Linked DNA regions of Homo sapiens: region 1 is linked to region 2. Evidence: read pairs that join two places in POLR2A ChIA-PET (ENCODE). Cell type or tissue: OCI-LY7. All regions are shown on one strand. Links, peaks and the distances in the headings refer to the core of each region. The heading gives the core; the rest is flanking DNA.

The links. Peaks named below come from ENCODE experiments on the same cell type or tissue, not always from the same donor. Only the 100,000 strongest peaks of a DNase experiment are listed, where the experiment ranks them.
Region 1: POLR2A ChIA-PET joins it to region 2 with 5 read pairs; 14 of 35 experiments call an interaction of 5 or more read pairs at or near these places.

Annotation. Positions count from the first base shown.
Region 1 is chr12:56,440,600-56,445,976 of GRCh38, forward strand. The region is part of intron 1 of TIMELESS (timeless circadian regulator); the gene reads right to left. Among named protein-coding and RNA genes, the nearest start is that of TIMELESS, 6.1 kb to the right of the region's middle. RefSeq lists an enhancer at 2,634-3,267. In OCI-LY7, for the core only: no CTCF peak of the experiment used is centred there; no DNase peak of the experiment used is centred there.
Region 2 is chr12:56,288,499-56,293,875 of GRCh38, forward strand. All of the region lies in intron 1 of CS (citrate synthase), which reads right to left. Among named protein-coding and RNA genes, the nearest start is that of CS, 9.1 kb to the right of the region's middle. In OCI-LY7, for the core only: no CTCF peak of the experiment used is centred there; a DNase peak (open chromatin) is centred at 3,023.

The sequences.
Region 1 (5,377 bases), core at 132-5,131, 150 kb after region 2:
TAACTAAATCTCTTTCCTTATCAGTATACTGAGGAAATAATAATAATACCCACCCTCACAAGATATTAGGGAAGTGTAAATGAGATCATGTAAAGCAATGCTACTCAAACCTTGGTCTTCAGACCACTGCCAATCCACAAACTATTAGCAGTCTGCATCAAGGTAAGTACAGAAAGAAAGCATTAGCACTTAGAACATCTTAGGGCAATTTGACAGGCAGTTTACAGTTTTGTTTTGAGACAGGGTCTCCCTCTGTCACCCAGGCTGGAATGCAGTGGCGTGATCTTGGCTCACTGTAACCTCTGCCTCCCGGGTTCAAACTATTATCGTGCCTCAGCCTCCCAAGTAGCTGGGATTACAGGCCTGTGCCACCATGCCAGGCTAATTTTTTTGTGTTTTGTAGTTGAGATGGGGTTTCGCCATGTTGCCTAGGCTGCTGAACTCCTGGCCTCAAGTGATCCACCCACCTCGGCCTCCCAAAGTGCTGGGATTACGGGCATGAGCCACTGCACCCAGCCAATGTTTGTTGAATCTAATGATGATAATAATAAAAAGCCTGTATTCTCTATGTCTTTTTAAATGTTATTTTTCTAGTAATTTTATTTTACAGAAGTGCTTTTAGAACACTACTGATCTGCAACAGCTTGAGGGAAAAATCTACCTGGTCCTTTACCAAGACAGTTTGAGAAGCAGTGATATTAAGCACTCTACCCAGTGCTGAGCACAAAGTAAGAATCCCTGGCTGGACATGGTGGCTCACGCCTGTAATACTAATACTTTGGGAGGTTGAGGTGGGAGGATCACTTGAGTCCAGGAGTTTGAGACCAGCCTGGGCAACATAGCGAAGCCCAGTCTCCACAAAAAATAAAACACAAAAATCAGCCGGGCATGCTGATGTACACCTTTAGTCCCAGCTACCCAGGAGGCTAAGGCAGGAGGATCACTTGAGCCCAGGAGGTTGAAGTTGCAACGAGCTGAAATTGTGCCACTGCACTCCAGCCTGGGTAACAGAGTGAGACCCTGTCTCAAAAGACAAATAAACAAAACAAACAGAACCCCTCCCCCGCCCCAAATATTAATTTCCTCTCCATCTGTCAGACTCTATAGTCAGTTACTAAATGCTTAGGGAGAACCTTCCTGGCAAAAGATAGCGTGCAGGTGCAATGGTAGCGCTAAAGAAATTTAAGAAATGTAGATGCAGAGGCCAGGCGCGGTGGCTCACGCCTGTAATCCCAGCACTTTGGGAAGCCAAGGCGGGTGGATCACAAAGTCAGGAGTTCATGACTAGTCTGGCCAACATGATGAAACCCCGTCTCTACTAAAACTAACAAAAAATTAGTCAGGTGTGGTGGCGGGTGCCTGTAATCCCAGCTCCTCGGGAGGCTGAGGCAGGAGAATCACTTGAACCAGGGAGGTGGAGGTTACAGTGAGTTGAGATCGTGCCACTGCACTCCAGCCTGGGCGACAGAGTGAGACTCCGTCTCAAAAAAAAAAAAAAAAAAAGAAATGTAGTTGCAGAAATAAAATCCACAAATATAGAACAAACAATGTAAAAGATAAGGCAGTACAAGCTCTAAATACGTGATACTGAAAAAAACTAAAAAACTAGTACTCTTTTCAGGTTAAAGTGGTCAAGGAGGTTTTGTCTGAGGAAGCATGATTAGAACTGGGCCTTTGAAAGCTGCATAGGATTAAGGCAGCTGGGAATAGGATGGGCATTTAAGCAGAGAACTGCCAGTGCAAAACCAAAGAGGGAGCCATTATGAATAGATGAGTCCAACAGGAAAGCAATGGAAAAGCAGCTGGAACCAGCTTTATGGGAAAAACCTCATCTTTGTCCATCAGTTCAAAGATTTAGAACCTAAGCCAGGGAGCCACTGAAGATTTCTGAGCTAGAAAACAAAATGATCAAACCAGGGTCACACATATCCTACTACTGTATCACTATATACATCAGTTTGGCCATTTTCCCGTGTGGCCTCTATCTCTTTTCCTTTCAGTGCACTCACCCTGCAAAAGACCATACATAACCTCAGATCAATGCAACCATCTGCTTCCTAGACTTCAATTCAAATCTAGGCCCAGATGTGCTGGAGAAAACCAAACGACCCTCTATAGTGATATAAGATAGATGATGTTGCGGGAAGTCAGGGACCCCGAATGGAGAGACCGGCTGAAGCCACAGCAGAAGAACATAAATTGTGAAGATTTCATGGACATTTATTAGTTCCCCAAATTAATACTTTCATAATTTATTACGCCTGTCTTTACTGCAATCTGTGAACATAAATTATGAAGATTTCATGGACATTTATCACTTCCCCAATCAATACTCTTATAATTTCCTATGCCTGTCTTTAATCTCTTAATCCCGTCATCTTCATAAACTGACAATGTATGTCATCTCAGGACCCTGTGATCACTGCATTAACTGTACAAATTGTTTGTAAAACGTGTGTTTGAACAATATGAAATCAGGGCACCCTGAGAAAGAACAGAACAACAGCGATTTTCAGGGAACAAGGAAAGATACCATAAGGTCTGACTGCCTGGGGGGTCAGGCAGAATAGAGCCATAGTTTTCTTCTTGCAGGGAGCCTATAAACGACATGTGAGTAGGAGAAATATCACTGAATTCTTTTCCCAGCAAGGAATATTAATAATTGATAACCCTGGGGAAGGAATGCATTCCCAGGGGTAGGCCTATAGACGACTGCTCTGGGATTATCTGTCTTATGCGGTTGAGATAAGGGATGAAATATGCCCTGGTCTCCTGCAGTGCCCTCAGGCTTACTAGGATTGGGAAATTCCAGCCTGGTGAATTCTAGTCAGACTGGTTTTCTGCTCTCAAACCCTGTTTCCTGTTAAGATGTTTATCAAGACAATGTGTGCCCAGTGGGACATGGACCCTCATCAGTAATTCTAATTTTGCCCTTGCCTTGTGATCCTGCTCTGCCCTTTTGCCTTGTGATCTTTTATTGCCCTTTGAAGCATGTGATCTCTGTGATCCACTCCCTATTCGTACCCCCCTCCCCTTCTAAAATCCCTAATAAAAACTTGCTGGTTTTGCGGCTCAAGTCGCCATCATGGTCCTACCAATACGTGATGGCACCCACAGAGGCCCAGCTGTAAAATTCTTCTCTTTGTAGTCTTTCTCTTTATTTATGAGACCAGCTGACACTTAGGGAAAATAGAAAAGAACCTACATTGAAATATTGGGGGCTGGTTCCCCCGATAACATGTATAGCCTGCAACCTGAGCAGGGCCTTCAGCCTGGTCCAGCAAATCATTTCGGTATTCTTTTTTTTTTTTTTTTTTGAGACAGAGTCTTGCTCTGTCATACAGGCTGGAGTGCAGTGGCGTGATTTCGGCTCACTGCATCTCCGCCTCCTGGGTTCAAGCGATTATCTTGCCTCAGCTTCCCAAGTAGCTGGGATTACAGGTGCCCGCCACCACGCTTGGCTAATTTTTGTATTTTTAGTAGAGACATGGTTTCACCATGTTGGCCAGGCTGGTCTGGAACACCTGACCTCGTGATCCACCTGCCTCGGCCTCCCAAAATGCTGGGATTACAGGCATGAGCCACCGTGCCCAGCCTCATTTCTGTATTCTTGGTCCCCTTCATTGTCTCTTCCCAAAGAACCACTATTCCTAACTTTCATCATTATCCTCAAGCCCCTTCACTCTACTGCTTCCTTGCCTCCCACCTGGTTTATCTGCTTCCTTCCTGTTAGGAACAATTGAGGTTATCAGACATGAACTCTCTCAACTCTCTCCACCCAAGCCTAAAAACATACATATTTCAAACACCCACCCTTAGTTCTTTGCTTCTAATCTAAGTACTCTGTGATCCTCATTAATCACTTCCTGTCCCTTAGTTGGTTATTCCTTATTTCCAACCTTCCCTTTATACTAGCCCCATCCCCATATATTATGAGTTGCTCAAGGCTATTCCATCTGTTTTTTTCTTTTGAGGCAGTATCTCAAAAGTGTAGTGATGTGCAGTGGTGCGATCTCGGCTCACTGCAGCCTCAAGCCCCCAGGCTCAAGCTATCCTCCGACCGCAGCCTCCCAAAGTGCTGGGATTACAGGCATGTGCCCCCACACCTGTCCTAGCTCATCTTAAGGGGGGAAAAATCCAACATAAAATAAAACTTTCCCCTTTGATCTCTTATTGGCTGTTCCTCCTCCTACTTAAGTGCTGATTTTCCTTAGGCCTGCATCTTTAGCCTTCTTCCCTTCTCACTGTACGCGGCCTGATTGGGCAAACTCACCCTCTCCCATGCACTTCAACTACCACCCAAGCCAGAAGCCAGCAAATCTGTATTTCTGGCCCCTCTGAGCTATTGAGTTGACAATCTCGTATGTTAAACTGACTAACTGAATAGCATTCTCTACCTTTATGTCTCAAAGATACCTTACACTCAATAGGTCTAAAGCTGAACTCATCTTCCCAAGTCTGTCTCCACTTTGGCTCTCTCAAGGACTGACACTATCTCCTCAGTGAAGAAGGCTAAGAGTTTCACCTTATTAAAAGAAACCTAGGGCCAGGCGCAGTGGCTCATGCCTGTAATCCCAGCACTTTGGGAGGCTGAGGTGGGTGGATCACCTGAGGTTGGGAGTTTGAGACCAGCCTGACCAACATGGAGAAACCCCATCTCTACTAAAAATACAAAATTAGCTGGGTGTGGTGGTGCATGCCTGTAATCCCAGCTACTTGGGAGGCTGAGGCAGAATTGTTTGAACCCAGGAGGTGGAGGTTGCGGTGAGCCGAGATCGCACCATTGCACTCCAGCCTGGGAAACAAGAGCGAAACTCCACGTCAAAAAAAAAAAAAAAAAAAAAAAAAAAAAAAAGAGGCTGGATGTGGTGGCTCATGCCTGTAATCCCAGCACTTTGGGAGGCCGAGGCGGGTGGATCACCTGAGGTCGGGAGTTCAAGACTAGCCTGACCAACATGGAGAAACCCTGTCTCTACTAAAAATACAAAATTAGCTGGGTGTAGTGGTGCATGCCTGTAATCCCAGCTACTCAGGAGGCTGAGGCAGGAGAATCGCTTGAGGCGGAGGTTGCAGTGAGCTGAGATCGCACCACTGCACTCCAGCCTGGGCAACAAGAGCGAAACTCTGTCTCAAAAAAAAAAAAAAGAAACCTAGGAGTCACCTTAGCTCCATCTCACTTAACTTCCTTAAGTTCTTCTATCAGTTGCTGTCTATCCTTCTATCCCAATTGCTACTGCCTTAGTTCAGTTCCTGAGTAGCTCTTGCTTAGGTTACTCAACCTCTTCCTATCCTCTTTCTCTGCCTCCAGACTTTTTTTCTTTTTTGAAAGAGGGTCTCACTTTGTCACCCAGACTGGAGTGCAGTGGTGCAATCACAG
Region 2 (5,377 bases), core at 217-5,216:
CTAATTTTTGTATTTTCAGTAGAGACAGAGTTTCATCATGTTGTCCAGGCTGGTCTCAAACTCCTGACATCTGGTGATACGCCTACCTCGGCCTCCCAGATTTTTAGAATTTTTAAAATTTAGTTCCCCTATTTCTGTTGGGACGGAGAGGAGGAATGAAAAGAGGCCCTTCAGAAAGGTCACTCTTTCCCCCAGGCTGGAGTATAGTGGCATGTTAATAGCTCACTGTAGCCTTCAATTCCTGGGCTCAAGTGATACTTCCACCTCAGCCTCCTGAGTAGCCAGGATTACAGGCGCACATCACCAAGCCCAGCTAATTAAAAAAAAAAAAATTTTTTTTTGTAGAGATGGGGTCTTGCTCTGTTGCCCAGGCTGGCCTCGAGTGATCCTGGGCTCAAGTGATCCTCCATTTTCAGCCTCCCAAAGTGCTGGGATTACAGGTATGCACCACTGCACCCAGACAGAAAAGATTACTTTTAAAAGAATCAATCCAAAGGTAAATTCAGAGAGCATAGACCAAGCCAGTATGTTCCTAAAGCAAACGAGGAACACCTCAACTTGTTACCAGGGCTGTCCTTAACTCCTTTTCTTAACTTCCTCAAGAGTCTCCTCTATCTTACTGAGGATCACTTGAGCAAGAAAATAGGCAGCACAAACAGCCCTTCATAGCCCTTGCACCCTACATGGGCAAACAGGAAGCTGAACCCAGCACTGAAGATGTAACTTTGCCCTTTCTTTCACAAAAAAAGTGGGCAAAGAAAACATGTTAATAAGTTCAAACTATTGTTCTACAGAGTTAACCTTGTTCAAGCTATTCCATGGTTTAGAGTCCCACAGATTCCCTACTAGAGAGGCCCCATGTCCCAGAGACTACATCAGCCCAGCAGGAGACCTTTTAATTGAGGGTGGTTGTTTGCTGTGGTGATTTTTTTTTAAATTTAATTTAATTAATTTTTTTTTTTGAGACGGAGTCCCGCTATGTTACCCAGGCCGGAGTGCAGTGGTGCGATCTCAGCTCACTGCAAGCTCCACCTCCAAGGTTCAACACCATTCTCCTGCCTCAGGCTCCCAAGTAGCTGGGACTACAGGCACCCGCCACCACGCCTGGCTAATTTTTTGTATTTTAGTAGAGACAGGGTTTCACTGTGTTAGCCAGGATGGTCTCGATCTCCTGACCTCGTGATCTGCCCGCCTCGGCCTCCCAAAGTGCTGGGATTACAGGCGTGAGCCACCGCGCCCGGCCAGCTAATTTTATCTTTTAAACTTTTCTTATAGAGACGGGGGTCTTGCTATGTTGCCCCGGCTGGCTTTGAACTCCTGGGCTCAAGCGATCTTCCTACCTCAGTCTCCCACAGTGCTGAGATTACCGGCATGAGCCACTGCAACCAGCTGACTTTCTGTTTTGTTTTGTTTTGAGACCGAGTCTTGCTCTGTTGCCCAGGCTGAGTGCAGTGGCTTGATCTTGGCTCACTGCAACCTCCGCCTCCCAGGTTCAAGCGATTCTCCTGCCTCAGCCTCGCGAGTAGCCAGGACTACACGCACCCGCCACCATGCCCAGCTAATTTTTGTAGTTTTTTAGTAGAGACAGGGTTTCACCACGTTGGCCAGGCTGGTCTCAAACTCCTGACCTCAAATGATCCACTTGCCTCAGCCTCCCAAAGTGCTGGGATTACAGGTATGAGCCACAGTGCCCGGAAGATTTTATGTTTTTTTGTTTGTTTGTTTGTTTTTGAGAAGGAGTCTCACACTGTCACCCAGGCTGGAGTGCAATGGCACAATCTTAGCTCATTGCAACCTCCCTCTCCCAGGTTCACACTATTCTCCTGCCTCAGCCTCCTGAGTAGCTAAGATTACAGGTGCACACCAACACACCCGGCTAATTTTTTGTATTTTTAGTAGAGATGGGGTTTCACTATGTTGGCCAGACTGGTCTCGAACTTCTGACCTCGTGATCCACCACCTCGGCCTCCCAAAGTGCTGGGATTACAGGCGTGAGCCACCGCGCTCAGCCTGATAGCCACTTTCTAGCACCGTTCGGTGTCAGGTTCAGTCATGTTTTTTGCTAAACCTGAAGCTTAAAAAAAAAAAGTTATCAGAGGAATTTTAAAGGCAGCAATTCATTGGTAAGATTGCTCAAAAGGGTAGAGTAGAAAAAATTCAACTTAGGACAACTTTATCTAATGATGTAGAGTACAGAGCACTTAATTTGGAGTTAGGAAAGGAAGTCTGGGTTCTAGTCCTAGCTCCATTACTAATTAAGACAACCAAAGGAAAACAATGAACTACTATTTCTCTTCCCATTTCCATAATTAAGATAACACTTAAACTACTTAACTCAGAGTCTGATTCTCAGGTTCCAATAAGGACGTATATGCAAAAGTAGTCAAGTCTTGTTACTTAAAATGTGACCTCCTCGCCAGAAGTATTTACATTTCTTGGGCCTCAGACTTACTGAATCCAAACAGTTTAGATATGGAGTTACCAAGGACCAAGTCCTAAATGAACGTTCTGCCACCTTCCCACTGTGTTATCTTGGCTATGTAACCTAATTTCTAAGTCTCAGTTTTTACATTTCTAAAATGGTAATAATAAAAGCCAATTTCAGAGTAGTTAAGTAAACTAAATAAAATAATTTTCATAAAAGCATCTAGAACAGTGCTTTGTGCATAGCTGAATTCAGTAAATATTTGTTTCTTACAAATGTGTTGGCCTATCACCTACCATCAAGTGTCAGAACTTCCTGGGAGTTGGATCCCAGGAAAGAGGCAGTCAAGCCTGAGGCAGAGGTGAATGGATAATTCCTTCCAGCTGTGGAATACAAAATAAAGTCCCAATTTTCTTTCTTTCTTTCTTTCTTTTTTTTTTTTAACAGGCATCAAGGAAAAGATACCAGTTTTCTTTTTAAGGGCTTCTTGACCAAGAAGGGAGGCATCTCAGGGAGAGGAAACAAATTTAACTAACCCTGATGGCCACCAGCAGAGCAAATGACTCTAGACAGGAGGTGCTTGAGGACTGTAACATCAAAGGCTACATTTCATTTCCTCTACCCCGTGGCTGCCAAAGAAAGCTGCTGAATGGCTCTGAACAGTACATTCAGGTTATGTTCATTGATGAGACAGGTAGATTACAAACCTCTGAATCATCCCTGAACTTCTACCTCCCAGATTCTCCCCTAATCCTGGAGGTGTGACAGTTGGGCTTTTGGCTTCTGGATGCATGCCACCTGTAGAGTCACCTTACTGGAACAGCAGCTCTCAGGAGAATCAGGCAGTCATCTCACTCAATAGGTCAGCTCCTTCATGGGGAGAGATGGAGAGGGCTACTTCCAAAGACAAGGGCCTGGCTCACAATGTCTGACAGCCAGTATTCTCTATAGGGTGGAGGTGGCGTTATCACAATCACGAAGAGGTTTTTCCCCCACAATCACTAAGAGCTCATTTGTTGCCACCCCTTACAAGAACTCCTCTAGTGAGTCAGCTATTATTGATAGAGGTGGGCTGTAGCCCTCAAATGTGGTAAGATGAAAAAATATAAAAATTAAAAGAGGCCAGGTATGGTGACTCACACCTTCCTTTGTTCTCCTCTGCCTTTGCCTCTTTAAAAAAGTTCTAAGTTGCAGCTGGGCACTGTGGCTCAAGCCTGTAATCCCAGCACTTTGGGAGGCCAAGGCAGGCAGATCACGGGGTCAGGAGATCAAGACCATCCTGGCTAACATGGTGAAACCCCGTCTCTATTAAAAAATACAAAAAATTAGCCAGGTGTGGTGGCAGGTGCCTGTAGTCCCAGCTACTCGGGAGGCTGAGGCAGGAGAAGCTCCGGGAGGCAAAGCCTGCAGCGAGCCGAGATTGTGCCACTGCACTCCAGCCTGGCTGACAGAGCAAGACTTGGTCTAAAAAAAAAAAAAAAAAAGTTCTAAGTTGCTAGCCAATCAGGACAAATACAAAATGTGAGGTCCCATTCCAGCCAATGGAAACTGGAACTGGACACAGCAGTAGGGTGGATGCATCAGGGTATAAATGACCCTGTCTCCTTTGCTCGGTGTACTCTCGTGGCAAAACTGCTGGCGTGTACCCTTTCTGCAGAAAGTATAAAAATGGCCTTGATGGCCTGGCGCGGTGGCTCACGCCTGTAATCCCAGCACTTTGGGAGGCCAAGGCAGGCGGATCATGATGTCAGGAGATCGAGACCATCCTGGCTAACAGGGTGAAACCCCATCTCTACTAAAAAAATACAAAAAAAAAAAAAAAAAAAAAAAATTAGCCGGGCGTCATGGCGGGCGCCTGTAGTCCCAGCTACTCAGGAGGCTGAGGCAGGAGAATGGCGTGAACCTGGGAGGCAGAGCTTGCAGTGAGCCGAGTTCGCACCACTGCACTCCAGCCTGGGCGACAGAGTGAGACTCTGTCTCAAAAAAAAAGGCCTTGCTGAGTAAATTAAATTAAATTAATTAAATTTATGTTCAAGTGCTATTTCTTTACAGCACCAGGGAACAAGCATTTCAAACAGGAGGCTGAGGCAGAAGAATCGCTTGAACCCAGGTGGCTGAAGCTGCAGTGAGCTGAGATTGTGCTACTGCACTCCAGCCTGGGCAACAGAGGAGACTCTGTCTCAAAAAACAAAACAAAACAAAAAAAGCCCACTTACTCAATATAGGTTATTTTCCTCTTACTCCTTAGCCTATTACCATCACTGTTCCACATCTAGCACCCTCACCCTACAGTCAAGAAGCCAAATTTTCTTTGATTCTCCATCCTAGGTACATCCAGACTCTCTCTGTCCTTCTGCATATCCAGGATATGTCCTACCACATATCCACATAACCAACATTAAAACCTTGGGGGAGGCTGGGCGCAGTGGCTCATGCCTATAATCCCAGCATTTCTGAATTAAAAAGCAAGACTCTGTCTCTACAAAAAATAATTTAAAAAATTAGAAAACAGGCTGGACACGGTGGCTCACGCCTGTAATCCCAACACCTTGGGAGGCCAAGGTGGGTGGATCACCTGATGTCAGGAGTTCAAGACCAGCCTGGCCAACATGGTGACACCCCATCTCTACTAAAAATACAAAAATTAGCCAGGCGTGGTGGCACATGCCTATAGTCCCAGCTACTCGGGAGGCTGAGGCAGAATCGCCTGGACCTGGGAGACGGAGGTTGCAGTGAGCTGAGATTGCGCCATTGCACTCCAGCCTGGGTGACAGAGCAAGACTCCGTCTCAAAATAATAATACTAAAAAAAATTAGAAAACAAAACAGAAAAACCTTGCGGAAGAAGCTCCTGATTTTAACAGGGACTTCGTCCTTCATCAACAAAAGATCAGAGCTTGCCAAGCCAGCAGGACTGGCTTAGCTGATGGAGCAAACACAATACACTAATAAC